Linked DNA regions of Homo sapiens: region 2 is linked to region 1. Evidence: chromatin loops called from intact Hi-C (ENCODE). Cell type or tissue: A673. All regions are shown on one strand. Links, peaks and the distances in the headings refer to the core of each region. The heading gives the core; the rest is flanking DNA.

Region 1 (8,340 bases), core at 132-8,131:
CCTCTCCTCCAAGCTCACACACCCGCATGTAAATACTCTAGGGGCAATAGGAGGAGACCTAGAAACTAAGGTCACCCAAATAGAATCTTGTCCCTGCAGGCGGATAGCTGAGCTCTAAATTACTCTGGATACAGTGAAGGACTAAATGGTTCCAATGAATCAAGTTCAGGGAGAAAAGGGTCAGGGGGTATGGAGGTTAGCCAAAGAGTGTCAAACGTTCTCCTCAAAGCTATTTTAGAACAAGGCTGGTCAGGCTATTTGGGCTCAGCTCTTTTCAGCGTGTGTCATAGGCAGCAGCCAGTTGAAGCCATGCCACCATGCAGTGCAGGGGTCCAGGTCTCAGGAAGGTGCAGCGTACCGAGAGTCACATGAAGACCTCAGATCATTTCCTGCTGCTGTGTAATCCAGGCAGTCTGGGAAGAGAATGAATATTCAGTGGTTGTATGTATGTGTGTCTTCATCCCAGCAAGTGACAGATGTTCCTGCCCAGTTGGAAAATGGAAATTCTGACTTCATTGTCTTATCATTCCTTCCAGAACAAGCACCATGGGCTCAAACCCTCCCTGGCTCTGCTTTAAGGGAAATAATATTGTGTCTGTGCAGAGGCCCTGTCTGCACAGGGTCGTGGTAGGGCTGGCCTTCACATGGTGGCCCATGCCACTGCTGTAGCTTAGCCATGAGGAAGAGATTGGTGAGCCTGCTGGAGAGGAAGGCTACCCTTACTTGGTGCTCCTCCTTTATCCATAGACATGAGTACTCAGATTTTCGCATCTAGCTTTCAAGGGGCTGGAGATTAAAGATCCAATCCATACTCCTTGGATGCCCTTTTGTCAAGATAATCCCTTCTTCTGTAGCTCCTAAGCCCTCTAAGGTCTGAGGGCCAAGCTGCCCCATGGCAGGAATGGCAAAATGTAGCTGTCCTCTCAGTGGCAAAAGGTAATAGGATTATCAAGTAGCAAAACAGAAGCCAAGAAAAGACAGGAGAGTTAGAGGTCTGGATTGTGCACCAGCCTTGGAGCCTCGCATCTCTAGCAGGGCACTCTTAAGCGTTAGGCTTTGGAGTTTGAAGAGGAGATAAACCTATCAAATTGCCAGGTGTTCCCCTGCCCTTGATGCATGCAAATGATTGTTGACAGCCAGTGTGATGGTAGATGTGCCTCCTGGAAGAAATAAAAGTATAATATTCCAACAATCAAGCAGCATTGTGGCTTTTTTCTACAATCAGAAACATAGCAGCTTTGTGCTTGATCTCCTAAGCAAGATAATTTTTTTTAACCTGGGCATTCTTTGAGTTCTCAGTTTCGAGGTGATGGGGAGCAAAAATGATGCCCAAGTTCAAATGGCGTACTGCTGCAGATAGGCTGTCTCCTGGCACACAGATTTACAGAGTGAATGAAATCTCTCATTATTGGTGCTAATCTTTAACCATGGTTTTTAACTTACAAGTTGGAGGCTAATTACACAGTTACCAGTTAAAGCCAGGTGACCTCATTTGTTGACAACAGTGCACAGCAAAGGAAAGAGGAGAGGATAAGGAAAATATCTGTGATTTGCTCCCAGAAGGACAGTGAAGCTGAGCATCCATTTGAGCAGAGTCCTCTGAGTACTGGCCTTGGTCAGAGCTTGTTGGTGGGAGTGTGCTAAGGGGAGATGCCTAGGTCTGTCATTGGAGTAAGCTGAGGGTTTGGATGCAGGGGAACTCAGGCAGCTCTGAGCCACAGGGTGGTAGATGGGAGGGATTCACAGTGGCGCACAGTCTCTTCCATAAATGGAAACGTAAGAATCGGGGCACATGGCCATGGCGGCTCATGCCTGTAGTCCTAGTGCTACTTTAGGAGGCCGAGGTAGGCGGATCACCTGAGGTCAGTTTGAGACCAGCATGGCCAACATGGTGAAACCCCATCTCTACTAAAAATACAAAAATTAGCCAGGCGTAGTGGCGGGTGCCTGTAATCCCAGCTACTCGGGAGGCTGAGGCAGGAGAATCACTTGAACCTGGGAGGCAGAGGTTGCAGTGAGCCGAGATTGCCTGGGCAACAAGAGCAAGACTCCAACTCAAAAAAAATGGGCACATAATGGATGGAACATTCTGTCCCAAGGGATGAGGGAGCTGTATATCTACCTATTCCAGCTGCCTTGGGATTAGCCACTGGTAGTCATTCCACCTCACTCCCAGACTGAAAAGAGTCAATCACTTCATGAAGTGGGGCTATCCGAAGGGACCACAGGGGACCTGATTATACTGACAGATTTATTTTTATTTATTTACTTTTTTTGAGACAGAGTCTCCCTCTGTTGCCCAGGCCGGAGTGCAGTGGCACGATCTTGGCTCACTGCAGCCTCAGCCTCCTGGGTTCAAGCAGTTCTTCTGCCTCAGCCTCTGGAGTAGCTGGGACTACAGGCACGTGCTACTGTGCCTGGCTAAATTTTTTTGTATTTTTGTTAAAGATGGGGTTTCACTATGTTGGCCAGGCGTGTCTCAAACTCCCGACCTCGTGATCCACCCGCCTTGGCCTCCCAAAAGGGCTGGGATTTTGAGCCACCTCACCTGGCCTTTTTTTTCTTGGAGATGGAGTCTCACTCTGTCTCCCAGGCTGGAGTGCAGTGGCACAATCTTGGCTCACTGCAAACTCCACCCCCCAAGTTCAAGCCATTCTCCTGCCTCCGCCTGTGGAGCAGCTGGGATTACAGGCGTGCACCACCACGCCTGGCTAATTTTTGTATTTTTAGTAGAGACAAGGTTTCACCATGTTGGCCAGGCTGGTCTCAAACTCCTGACCTCAAGTGACGCACCCACCTCAGGCTCCCAAAGTGCTGGGATTACAGGAGTGAGCCACTGCACCCGGCCATATTGACAGATCTTTTAGTCTGAATTGTTATCAGCCAGTGTGGTCTAGTCATGACATATCTAGCTCCATCTCGAGACCTCATGTCTTACTGCTGACACTACATCCTCGCTGGTACTTTTTCTTCCTTGGCTTCAGGGGCATTGCTGTGTAGGCTCAGATCCATGCCAGATGGGGTGTGTAGGGGGAAAAGCTGCATAAGGGAGGAATGTCACTTGGCAACACTCAACAAGGGGGAATGGGCCTGCAGTATTCTCCCAGAGATGAATGAGCAGCCCATTCTAGGAAATATCCCTTTGAAGGAATATCTTCTCTATGGTACATCCAAACTTTTCTCTGGAAAACATGCCTCTTCATTCTGATGACTTTCTATTTATTCTCTTCATCTTACCATGGTTTTACAAAAGAGGAATTTTAACATACTCATTCAGCAGAGTTAAGGACCTCCTCTCTTCTGCGAACGGGGAGAGGTATAACAAATATAGTAAAACAAGAACAGCCACTGCCCACGTTGTAGGGGTAAGTACCCTGCCCAACCTGCAGACAGTAAATGCCACACACAGCTCTAACAGTGACAGGGGGAGAAAAACGTCTTCAGTTACTGGCCTGACCTTAGAGGTAAAGCAACATATTAACAGAGAGGGTCTGATTTTAAACTTTGAGCTGAACATACTTCTATAGTATCTTAATTCTCAGTTTTTAAAAAATTACATCATCTAGAATGGCGTCGTCCTTGCTCTTCCTTTTTTCTTGTGCCAAATAATAGCCCCCTTTGGTATATGTTATTGTTTTAATTGATTCTCAAACCTCTCCTTAACATTTTAACAAACATAAAATTTGATAGAAATGGGCTAGACTAAATTCAGCAGTCCAGGAAATCGAGTATTTTTCTACACAGATTTGAGTGTCACCCAAGATACAGTATACTTTGCTGAATCTCCCTCCATGATACTCTTGTGGTTTTATCTATTTTACCAAAACACTTCCACGTAAAACAGGCTTCCGTTGACTCTGTTTGTCCTTTATGGACCCAACAGGGGAGGAAAAAATACCATTGCACTGGGTTTATCCACTTACTGTGGAGTTGGGGAACCAGAAACAACCACTGGACACGTTGCAAGCGCGTCAAGGTTTCCACCGCCACCTGGTGGCTAGATGGAGCACAGCATCTGTGTAACTGGTGGGCAAAGGCGTTCTGCTCCAAGATGTCAAAGTGGGGGAGAAAATTATGGGTGTTCTGCAATCTTGGCAAAAGAAGAGTACTGTACTCCTTATCTTTTTACTGCTTCTCCATGTTCACCCTTAAAAGATTGATTTTTATTTTTTACTCAGCTCTCCTCTTGTTTTTCAGGTTGACGCCGCTGTCACCCCAGAGGAGCGCCACCTGTCCAAGATGCAGCAGAACGGCTACGAAAATCCAACCTACAAGTTCTTTGAGCAGATGCAGAACTAGACCCCCGCCACAGCAGCCTCTGAAGTTGGACAGCAAAACCATTGCTTCACTACCCATCGGTGTCCATTTATAGAATAATGTGGGAAGAAACAAACCCGTTTTATGATTTACTCATTATCGCCTTTTGACAGCTGTGCTGTAACACAAGTAGATGCCTGAACTTGAATTAATCCACACATCAGTAATGTATTCTATCTCTCTTTACATTTTGGTCTCTATACTACATTATTAATGGGTTTTGTGTACTGTAAAGAATTTAGCTGTATCAAACTAGTGCATGAATAGATTCTCTCCTGATTATTTATCACATAGCCCCTTAGCCAGTTGTATATTATTCTTGTGGTTTGTGACCCAATTAAGTCCTACTTTACATATGCTTTAAGAATCGATGGGGGATGCTTCATGTGAACGTGGGAGTTCAGCTGCTTCTCTTGCCTAAGTATTCCTTTCCTGATCACTATGCATTTTAAAGTTAAACATTTTTAAGTATTTCAGATGCTTTAGAGAGATTTTTTTTCCATGACTGCATTTTACTGTACAGATTGCTGCTTCTGCTATATTTGTGATATAGGAATTAAGAGGATACACACGTTTGTTTCTTCGTGCCTGTTTTATGTGCACACATTAGGCATTGAGACTTCAAGCTTTTCTTTTTTTGTCCACGTATCTTTGGGTCTTTGATAAAGAAAAGAATCCCTGTTCATTGTAAGCACTTTTACGGGGCGGGTGGGGAGGGGTGCTCTGCTGGTCTTCAATTACCAAGAATTCTCCAAAACAATTTTCTGCAGGATGATTGTACAGAATCATTGCTTATGACATGATCGCTTTCTACACTGTATTACATAAATAAATTAAATAAAATAACCCCGGGCAAGACTTTTCTTTGAAGGATGACTACAGACATTAAATAATCGAAGTAATTTTGGGTGGGGAGAAGAGGCAGATTCAATTTTCTTTAACCAGTCTGAAGTTTCATTTATGATACAAAAGAAGATGAAAATGGAAGTGGCAATATAAGGGGATGAGGAAGGCATGCCTGGACAAACCCTTCTTTTAAGATGTGTCTTCAATTTGTATAAAATGGTGTTTTCATGTAAATAAATACATTCTTGGAGGAGCACCATTGTGCTGGTGTGAATGATTCCATAGTAACAATCTTGACCATTTACTGACGTACAGACCAGTGAGAAGTCTTCGCATGTTGGGTACCCACACCTGTTGTGTCTTAATTGCAAGTCTGAGTAGGAAGTTGGGGCCAACATGTGTCTCCCAGTGCTGGGAAAATATTTCATAGACCTAATTTACAGTCTTTACTTGATCTAAAACATTTTGCTGCCATATTTTGGCCCTCAAGTTTGTCCCAAATGAGAGACAAAGGGAAAAGTTCCAGGGAAATAAAAATTAAGACAGCTGATTATCTGTAAAGCATGGTTTCTCATCCTGAACGCTACTAACATTTTGCAGGGAATAATTCCTTGTTGAAGGGAGTTGTCCTGACCAGTGTAGGATATTTATTTATTTTATTTATGTTTTTTGAGAGTCTCGCTCTGTCACCCAGGCTGGAGTGCAGTGGCACAATCTCGGCTCACTGCACTCCAGCCTGGGAGACAGACGAGACTCCGTCTCAATAAATAAATAAATAAATAAATAAATAAATAAAAGGAGGGCCTGGCACGAATGACATGCAGGGAAGGCAGTGAGCAGGTGGAGGTCCCTGTACTCGTTGTGGTGCCTTATCTACCAGGCGGTTGAGTTGACGTCTTTGTGGACAGAATTCGATTACAAAGGTGTCCGAAAGTCTCCAGGTGGGGGAGAGTTTTGTAGCGGGCATAATTTGGGTTGTAAATTGACTGTTGTCTCCTGAGCAGTCTCCTGGTGAGGGAGAGTTTCACTGGAGCTTTGAAACACATGTTAGACAGCCTTGCCCTGTAGGGAGTGTCTCGTGAAGGAGAGGTAAACAATTATAATTGCATTTCTAAAGGGCTAAGTAGGACATGGGAAACTGGAAAATGGAGAAAAGAAGAGAAAAAAATAGTAACTCATTCTCTTTTTCTTAGAAAAATGAGGATACTTGGTCACATCCTCACATGGTGAAGAATAAGATGGTCTCTTCATTTCCCTTCAACACTAGTCCCATCGTGAGGCTCTGCCCTCATGACCTAATCTAATCCTAACTGCCTCCCAAAGGTCCCACCTCCACATCCCATTATTGGGGATTAGGGTTTCAACATAGGGATTTGGGGGAAACACAAACACTCAGTTCATAGTGATATCTGACTGCGATTCCAAAGGTCTGAGGACACATTGGCCCTGTTGTTTTTGCTGTGTTGTCCTTGGCCTCAGGTGAACATTTTAGCTTTAGATTGCAACATTTTAAGCTAAAAACACTAAGCTAGAAAATTAAACTTATCTCGTCACATTCTGCATGGTGAACAAACTCAAAACTCACCTGAGTGTATCTTGTTTTCATGAGAAAAAATGACCGGTCATCTCCCTTGCCCTGTTAGGGACAGTTAGACATGACTGCTGTATGAAGATATGTACATGTTAACAATTCATATGTACAAGCTACTGTTCCATTTTGCCTGGCCCAAGGGGAGGTAGCTAGCTAGTTGGGGTAGCAGGGCGAATTAACCCTAATATAATAGTACATTTCTAATGCCACCAATGAAATGAAAACCAGCTCTCAAACATGGCACTATATGGGATGGCATTCCAAGGCCAACTCAGTTACAGTAACTACAGCTTTAACTTTGATCATTTTGTTACCAGAAAGGGGTCCCAATCCAGACCCCAAGACAGGGTTCTTGGATCTCATGCAAGAAAGAATTCAAGGCGGGTCCATAGAGGAAAAGGAAATGAAGTTTTAAAGAAAGTAGGAAAATAAAGAGTGGTTGCTCCATAGGCAGAGTGAACCTAAGGGCTGCTGGTTGCCCATTTTATTGTTATTTCTTAATTATTTACTAAACAAGGGCTGAATTATTCATGCCTCCCCTTGGTAGACCATATAGGGTAACTTCCTGATGTTGCCATGGCATTTGTAAACCGTCATGGCTCTAGTGGGAGTGTAGCAGTGAGGACAACCAGAGGTCACTCTCATTGCTATCTTGGTTTTGGTGGGTTTTGACCGGCTTCTTTACTGCAACTTGTTTTATGAGCAAGGTCTTTATGACCTGTATCTTATGCAGACCTACAATCTCATCCTGTGACTTAGAATGACTTAACCCTCTGGGAATGCAGCCCAGTAGGTCCCAGCCTTATTTTACCCAGCCCCTATTCAAAATGGAGTTGCTCTGGTTCAGACGCCTCTGACAATTTTAAAGCTAATGAAAAAAATGTCTAGCCAAATGTATATATACATACATATATAATTATGAAAAGATAATGCCTTATAATCTTGATTCTTAAATTGAGGTATATTGATAGTATTCTCCCAATGGTCTGGGGATTAATCAATAGGTAATTTATACAAAACTGAAGTGCTGCCAAATAGAATTATAGGAGTAGCTGCTGCGCAAAAAAGATTAATGAGATTTGGGGAGACTTTGCTGTGGCTAATATGATGGGTCAGGAAGAGTACAATCTCAGTACAATTTTAAGTTGTATTTATCTTATGAATAATTGGGCTATTCTTTCATATGCCCAAGGGCCATTTTATAGCTCTATATTTCTTTTGTGTTCTGTTTGGGGCTTGAAGTCTCTACTTCTGTATCGGGATTGCAATGCCTGCTGTCTTACTGTTTCCATTTGTCTGGTAAATTTTCGTTCATTCCTTTATTTTTAGCTATTTCAATTGCTGCATTTTCGGTGTGTATCTTGTGTGCAGCACACAGTTGAGTTTTTGCTATACGAGCCAATCCGAAAATAATCTTTTTTAATAGGCAAATTAAGCCGATCTAGTTTTGATATAACTACCATGTTTGATGTCAATTCTGTCATATTTTAGATTGTAATTGCTGAATGTATTATATTTACTGTGTCTATCCTCTTGCGTTTTCTTTTGGCTTATGAATTTTGTGTCTTTTATTTATTTATTTATTT
Region 2 (8,288 bases), core at 1-8,000, 580 kb before region 1:
GAGAGTCCATTCCCATGGAAGCAAGACAATAACTTGCATGAGAACCATGAGCAGCGAGAGGCTAATCTGGCCCTCTCCAGAGCCATGGGCAGGAAAGCTGTTGCAAGAGCTGAAGGGCTGATGATAGGAGAGAGACCTTAGACCTGATGTTAGAGCTGGTGAAACAGAGCCACAGCCTGTTCTCAGAGTCTAATCAATTCTGCAGCTGCCTACCCAGCTTCAGAAGCCACTACAGGAGCATGTGGGGCTACCTAATCTTCCTAAGGTGCAGGGCTGTAGGCTACCCTTCTGTTTTTTCATAATCTTGTTCCCACCACCAAATGACGGCAGCACTCATCATACATCCACTCTACTTCCAACTTGTCCTTGTTTAACCAAACTCATTTTGCCAACTTTTGGTTGTAGGTAAAGTAGGGACTGGGACACATAAGATTGTATATTAAGCTCATCAAATAGTGGAGCTCTGGGTACTATTGTTTTAATTTTTCACTTAATTAAAACAACCTAACACCAGAATGCCAAAGTCACATGGTCACCTTGTTAATCACCACAGAGGCATCCAAGAACTACCATATTCTCAATCAAAACCTATCTGAAATGCATAGTTTTTATTCTCTGATTTGGGGCCAAGCTGCATGGGATATGGCTGAACTTGTGCAAGAGCAAAACTCTTTGGTGCAACTGTACTGTGTAGTGTGGTTCAGTATAAACATTGTCAGGACCTCCAGAAAAGGAAAGTGACATGATTAACTATAAAGCAACCCACAGGTGATTCTGATTTCCAGCCTACTTAACCCCACTCAGGCCTCTAACATCCCTCTAATGCAGGGGACAGAACCAAGGCTTCAGAGTAAGGGAGACTTTGTTTCCCCTCTCATCTCTGTCATCTTCTAACTACATGTACGGAGCCAAATAACAACATTTCCATAACCTCAGTTTCATTCAAAATATATGAATAACACCATCCTTGCCACGTGGTTGCAATGATTATAAACAATATATGTAGAACATCTGTTACAAAGATCCTACCTGGGTTGGTGACTCTGATAGTTGCAACTGAATATACATATTCTCTTTCCTTTATGCCCCACTCCGAAGCCTCACCACTTCTATAAACAGGTGCATTTGTTATCCATTGCTGTGTAACAAATTTAACTCAAAACTTAGTGGCTTGAAACATGTATTATCTCAGTTTCTATGGATCAGGAATCTGAGGGTGGCTTAGCTGGGTCTTCTGGCTCAGGGACTGTCACAGGCTGCTGTCATCTCAATGTACAACTGAGAAAGTATCTGATTCCAAGCTCACTCCCATGCATGGTCATTGACGAGATTCAGTCCCTCCGAGGCTTTTGTGCCAGCTTCATTTTCTCACTAGCTATTGGCCAGAAACCACCCTCAATTCCTTGGCATATGGGCCTCTCTGTAGGACAACTTTAAATGTGTCAGCTTGCTCCCCCAGAGCAAGCAAGAAGAGCCATGGAGTGGAAGAGAGTGCTAGGAAGACAGAAGTCACAGACTTACGAAATCCAATATTGGAAGTGATATCCCATCACATTTGCCATAACCTGTTCTTTAGAATCAGGACACTAAGTTCATCTCACATAAAAGAGGAGGGAATTACACAAGGACACAGAAACCAAGAGGCAGAGAGCTTTGGGGGCCATCTTAGTAGTTGGTGTACCATAGCAAAGATATTTTATCTTACTCTCCTTAAGTTGATTATTTAGAGTTTAGGCAATGTAGAAGATAATACCTTCCCTCTAATAAGAATGTACCAACTCAACAGCTGAAAGAATCCCAAGCCATGCTTGGCTGTGATCAAATTGCTTTTATTGAACCAACAGGAGCAGAATGGAGCTGGCAACATTCAAGGACCACATTAACTAGATAAGTGCTACATTCCTAAGAAATACTGAAAAGATACACACAAGGCTTGTGTTTCTCATGAACTTCATTTATGAGCTGCACTAAAGCCCATCGTATTAGGCAGGGAATGAAGTACAGCACATACACCACATACCTTTATGGACGAGTCTTAAAATAGTCCCAGTTCTAACCTTTGTTTCAACTCTGTTCCTAGATATTTAATCTTCATCAAGAAAATAATTCCAAGACAAGTTCCCAGATGAGTGTTCAGTGGATCAAGTTGCTACCTAAGCTAATCCTGAATGCCTTCCCTAAAAATAAACATCCAATCCAAGGAAATGGTTGGAACTGGGGGAACATGTGTTAGGAATATTTGCCTTCTCTGGAAGCATGAAGGAGAAATTGTTTTTTAAAAAAATTTAGACTTTGATTTCTATTTCTGCTCTGCTCTCACTTTTTTTTTTTTTTTTTATGGAGTTTTGCTCTTGTTGGCCAGGCTGGAGTGCAATGCCACAATCTCAGCTCACTGCAACCTCCACCTCTGGGGTTCAAGCAATTCTCCTGCCCCAGGCTCCCGAGTAGCTGAGATTACAGGCGCGAGCCACCACACCCGGCTAATTTTTGTATTTTTAGTAGAGATGGGGTTTCACCATCTTGGCCAGACTGGTCTCAAACTCCTGACCCTCAGGTGATGTAACTGCTTCGGCCTCCCAGAGGCTGGGATTACAGACGTGAGTCACCGTGCCCAGTCTCTGTTCTCCTTTTTCTAACCCAGTCATGAATAGCTTTTGAGTGTGTATCACCTGTCATTTCTTTTTTAATTGTTGTTTGTTCTTTCTTCAGAGACAGGGTTTCATTCTGCCACCTAGGCTAGAGTGCAGGGAAATGATCATGACTCACTGCAGCCTCAACTCCTGGGCTCAAATGATCCTCCCACCTCAGTCTCCCCAGTAGCTGGGAATACAGGTGCGTGCCATGAAACCTGGCTAATTTGTTTATTTTTTTGTAAAGATGGGGTCTTGCTATGTTGCTCAGGCTGATCTCGAACTCCTGGCCTCAAGCAATCCTCTTGCCTTGGCCTCCCAAAGTGCTGAAATTACAGGTGTAAGCCACCATGCCTGAACCATACCTGCCATTTCTAAATGTGAGGAAGAAGCAAGAGAATCATTTTCTGAATCTCGTTTCGTCATGGCTAATAAATGAATAAGATATCTTGCATTGTTTCCATGGTCTGCAAGATGAATAATTTTCTCTGACTAAAATCCGAAGAGATCCAAGCGATCAGATTCCCCATTTTTGTACCTTATCAGTTAATGTCTTGATTATCACACATTTTGCATATCATCTTCCCTATTGACTAGAAAGGAACTTGAAAGCCATCCAAAGGGATAAAGCATTCAGAGTTCAACTCCTGCTTTACCTGTGAAAATGCATTTGGAGACCACCCTCCTCATCCCTTGCCACCACCTGAACACACGGTGCTAATTCCCTTACCTCCTTGCCTGAGGATAGATAAACCCTCACTTAAGCTGCAGAAACCCTCCTCATCTTTCCAGATCTAGGTAAAGAGCTGATACCCGGAGAAGAGGACCCTGGCAAATTTTCCAATCAGAATTAATCATTTCCCACCTCCAGCCATTTTGGTACCTAATCCAATACCCCTCTTGTAGCCTTGTAATAGATTTGTGTAAATGTCTGTCTCCTCCATTAGATTCTAAGCTCTTTGAGAGCCAAGACTGTCCCTTGGATATTTGTAGTCCTCAGGGAGTACCTACATGATATTTGGGACATGGTAAAAATGATTGAATATATTAAGTAAGCAACTAATATTTGACATGAAGGAATATTAAAAGAACTTTAAGAATTAGAGGAAGTGAGTTTGTAGTGAGTAGCATATTCTAAGTGTAGTCCATAATCTAAAGTATGAGTCAGACAACTGAACAAAGGCTGTAGCTTCATAGTTTTTAATTGATGTACATGTCAATCCAGATAGAGTTAAATCGTGCCTTTAAGTGCAGTATTAACACGTGCCCCTTCATAAGAGGAATGTGCTCATCTTGAATGACTCACTTAGTGGGAACAGGATAACATGTCAGTTTGGGAGAGGCACTTTTATAATTCTTAAAATTAAGCTTCTCGTTTCTTACATAAAAAGAATACCAACTGAATATCAGAAAATAATTGCTTCATGAATTGTATATCCATAGAATAGATTCTAATGTAATTTAGACTTCAGAAGCAATGTCCAAAGGATACACTAAGGTATTTTACTAAAATAAGATGCCATAGTTTTCACGTTACCATTTCTCCAGGGTATGTTGAAAAACTACTGAATATTCTGAAAAGAAACAAAAACACTAAAATTGGCTGAAAATGGGTTATAAAATTGCAACCAGCTTTTGTGCTATTATTATTTAATACGTATGGAGAGAAATAATGCATTTATCCACGTTCTGAGAAGCAGTAATACCACTGTAAAAACATTGATTCTCAATGGAATCATCCCTAGAAATGTGTTACCTTAATTAATAATAACAGTAAGTGTGTGTGTGTATGTGTGCACCAAGCACTGTTCTAAGCAATTTACATTTAACTTACATTTAATCCTCTCAAACCCATGGCATAGGTATTATTATTATCCCCATTTTACAGTTTTGGATACTGTAAATGTTTCAATTCATAATCTTTAGGCAAATTCTAGTGATAGGTATTGTGCTTTTATTATATTAAAACAATTATATTCTCCTCAGAAACCCGGGACATTTTTATGGGAACATAATTCTAACTCTTTCTTCCCCTAGGATGAACCTTGCCTAGGAGACTTCTTAGTCTCTCATGCAAAGAAAATCTTGGTAGAGCCGCTCCCCGAGCTCAGTCCTTTAAATGCTGAGAGTGAGCAGTTAAGCTCAACCTGGGCTCCTGCCTTCTGTATTACATGCAGAATACAATGATTTCAATGACTAATCCTTTTCTCCTAGTACAGCATAAGTAGCCTTAAAATAGTACTTACCTGAAACTATTGTTTTGCCAAATTGAAATGAATTAATACAATAATTATATTGAACAATTTAGATAAATTCATTATTTAATTTTTATGTGAATTGACCATGATATTGGCACAAGTTCTTTACAATGTCAGCAGAATTAAAAATGAGGACCACACGTCACTTCATTATATAATGATTTTTTGAGCAAATATCTGGCATGACATAAGATATCTAAAAGTGTTGGATGAACAAAATGTCTAATAGAAATAAAAGGTAAGATGACCATTGACATTAAACCTTTTTTGTACTGTGTACACATTCCCCTTCCCTTTACAAATCCACTCTCCACACCCTCCCCTCTATTTCTGCCCAGGAGTCTACACTGCTTGGACTGCACCAAGGACTTCCCTTGACAGTTGTGCTTCTGGTTGAATTTGGCCAATGGAGAGGCCATTCAGGAAAGCAGAAAGAAAAAGGAGAGTGAAGATGGAATACTTACTTGAAGTATTTATCTGGATGGTGCCTCTCAAACAAAAGTCCAATTCCCATGGGATGCCTTCTCCAAACAGCTATATTTCTAGCTTCTCTCCTTCCCCTTTTAGACCTAGGACTGCCAAAGCTTCCCTATTGCTGCTAGTCATGGAGTACTGCACTACCGCCTGTAGTTTCCCTTCACTCTATCCACGCATTTCATGAACTCTCTTCAAATTACTCCATATGGGTAGCCATCGACTTCTTACCAAGGCCCTGACTGAGACACTTTCATTCTTTTAAAAATATCCGAGTCAACTAATATATTAAAATAGACCAGCATCTCTTCTCAACTGTTCTGTGTTTGCATTATGTATTTATTTGAGAAAACAAGCAGGAGACCTGGGTTCTAGTCTCAACTCTACCACTAACCAGCTTTCAGATGATGAAGACTTCTGCAAGGCCACTGTCTTCTTAAGAACAAAATGGCTAGGTGCAGTAGCTCACACCTGTAATCCCAACACTTTGGGAAGCTGAGGCAAGAGGGTTGCTTGAGGCCATGAGTTCAAGACTAGTCTGGGCAACACAGTGGGATCCCATCTCCACACACACAAGAAGTTTTTAATTAGTCAGGCATGGTGGTGTGAACCTGTAGCCCTAGCTACTCTGGAGACTGAGGCAGGAGGATTATTTAAGCTCAGGAGTTGGAGGCTGTAGTGAGTTATGATTGCACCCAGCCTGAGTGACAGAGAAAGACTCTGTCTTTTTTAAAAAAATAAAAAAAGCGACATTTATGTGGCCAACAAACATACGAAAAAAAGCTCATCATCACTGGTCATTGAAGAAATGCAAATAAAAACCACAATGAGATACCATCTCACGCCAGTTAGAATGGCGATCATTAAAAAGTCAGGAAACAACAGATGCTCCTACTGGTGGGAGTATAAATTAGTTCAACTATTGTGGAAGACAGTGTGGCGATTCCTCAAGGATGTACAACCAGAAATACCATTTGACCCAGCAAGCCCATTACTGGGTATAAGCCCAAAGGATTATAAATCATTCTACTATAAAGACACATGCACGCATATGTTTATTGCAGCACTATTCACAATAGCAAAGACTTGGAACCAACCCAAGTGCCCATCAATGATAGACTGGATAGAGAAAATGTGGCACACCATGGAATACTATGCAGCCATAAAAAAGGATGAGTTCATGTCCTTTGCAGGGACATAGATGAAGCTGGAAACCGTCATTCTCAGCAAACTAACACAGGAACAGAAAACCAAACACTGCATGTTCTCACTCATAAGTGGGAGTTGCACAATGAGAACACATGGACACAGGGATGGGAACATCACATACTGGGGCCTGTCGGGGGGTGGGGGGTTAGGGAAGGGATAGCATTAGGAGAAACACCTAATGTAGATGATGGGTTGATGGGTGCAGCAAACCACCATGGCACATATATACCTATGTAATAAACCTGCATGTTCTGCACATGTATCCCAGAACTTAAAGTATAATAAAAAATTACAATTAAAAAAAGAATAAAATGCACATGGCAGCAGTCAAGAATGAACAAACCAATAAAAAAAGAATCACATAGACTCTTAGAGACAGCATAGGAATATTTTTGTGTAACACTTACAAGTAAGAAAACAGACACAGAAGAGATGAGAGATTTGTTCAAAGTTACTGCTGATGGGACAGCTTTTTGGTAGCAATCCTTGGATACAGACTCCAGTTGCTTGACACTTCTTTCCACTCTCCTACTTATTATTTTTTAATTTAACAAACACATAGCACTTAATGTGTATCAAGCACTATTTTAAGCTCTTCACAAATGTTACCTCATACAATTATAATGTTATCTGCATTTAACAGATGAAAAAACTGATTTTTAGAGAGGTTAAGTACCTTCTGCAAGGTCACACATCTAACCATGGCACGTGAAGTTGAGCAGGGAGACCACAGCATCCTTGCTGTTATCCACTGTGCTGTGCCAGTTCTCTACACAATTGTTGGTTCGGGTTATTGTTGACATGCTCTTTCCAAACTCAGGGCCTTTGCACATTCTGATTCCTGTCTGGAACATAGCTGACTCTTTTTCATTCCTCCGGTCTTACTTTTTTTTTATTTTTCTTTTTAGAGACATAGTCTCACTCTGTTGCCTAAGCTGGAGTGCAGTGATGCAATAATGACTTACTGCAGCTTCCAACTCTTCGGCTCAAGCAATCCTTTTGCCTCAGCCTCTGGAGTAGCTAGGACAATATGTGCTCACCACCATGGCTGGCTAATTTTTTATTTATTTTTTGTAGAGATGGGAGCTCACAGTGGTTCCCAGGCTGGTCTCCAACTCCAGGCCCCAAGCGATACTCCTGCCCAGGCCTTCCATAGTGCTAGGATTACAGACAAGAGCCACTATGTAGGCCAGGTCACATGTTAAATACCAAACCATAAAATTAGCTTTCTCTGACAACCTGATCTGAGCAGGTCTCTAACAACACCTTATTCATTTTTCTGCATCAACACTCCCTATACGCTGCCTTCATAGCACTTACCCCAAGATATAGTTAAATAAATGTGTGTTTACTTCTTTCTGCTCTGTGCCCTTCCTCTACTAGACTGTAAACTCCCTGAGAACAGGGGTAAGTCTGCTCAATGCATGACTCTATACTGGCACCCAGAGTAGGCACTGAATAAGAAGTATATGTTGAATCGATTATCAAATGTGTTTTATAGAGCTATAATCTACAGTGTAGAATGTAGTTGCACAAATACTCTAATAAGGGCAAAGTTGGATATAGTCCAAAGTTCTTAAATTCAAAGCGATTATAAGAAGCAGCTCTCCTCCTCCCCTTCTATCCCTTTTCTGTGCTGGCTTTTTAAATGGGTACGATTCACAATGACTAATGGTACCATCGCTGTCACCCCAGGCCAAGGGGTTTTTGAAACAGT

What was found. Peaks named below come from ENCODE experiments on the same cell type or tissue, not always from the same donor. Only the 100,000 strongest peaks of a DNase experiment are listed, where the experiment ranks them.
Region 2: it touches region 1 in a loop (2.7-fold over the local background); 1 of 110 quality-filtered maps calls a loop at or near these places.

The regions. Positions count from the first base shown.
Region 1 is chr21:25,877,629-25,885,968 of GRCh38, reverse strand. It overlaps APP (amyloid beta precursor protein), which reads left to right. Exons shown (of 18, transcript NM_000484.4): 18 at 4,198-5,419. The coding sequence ends at 4,299. Among named protein-coding and RNA genes, the nearest start is that of GABPA, 150 kb to the right of the region's middle. In A673, for the core only: a CTCF peak has its summit at 3,998 (motif pointing left); a DNase peak (open chromatin) is centred at 3,968; H3K27ac peaks cover 812 bases.
Region 2 is chr21:26,457,292-26,465,579 of GRCh38, reverse strand. All of the region lies in intron 1 of CYYR1-AS1 (CYYR1 antisense RNA 1), which reads right to left. LOC107985474 (a long non-coding RNA gene) reads right to left here and starts at 7,321. Exons shown (of 2, transcript XR_001755129.2): 1 at 7,248-7,321. In A673, for the core only: no CTCF peak of the experiment used is centred there; a DNase peak (open chromatin) is centred at 3,869.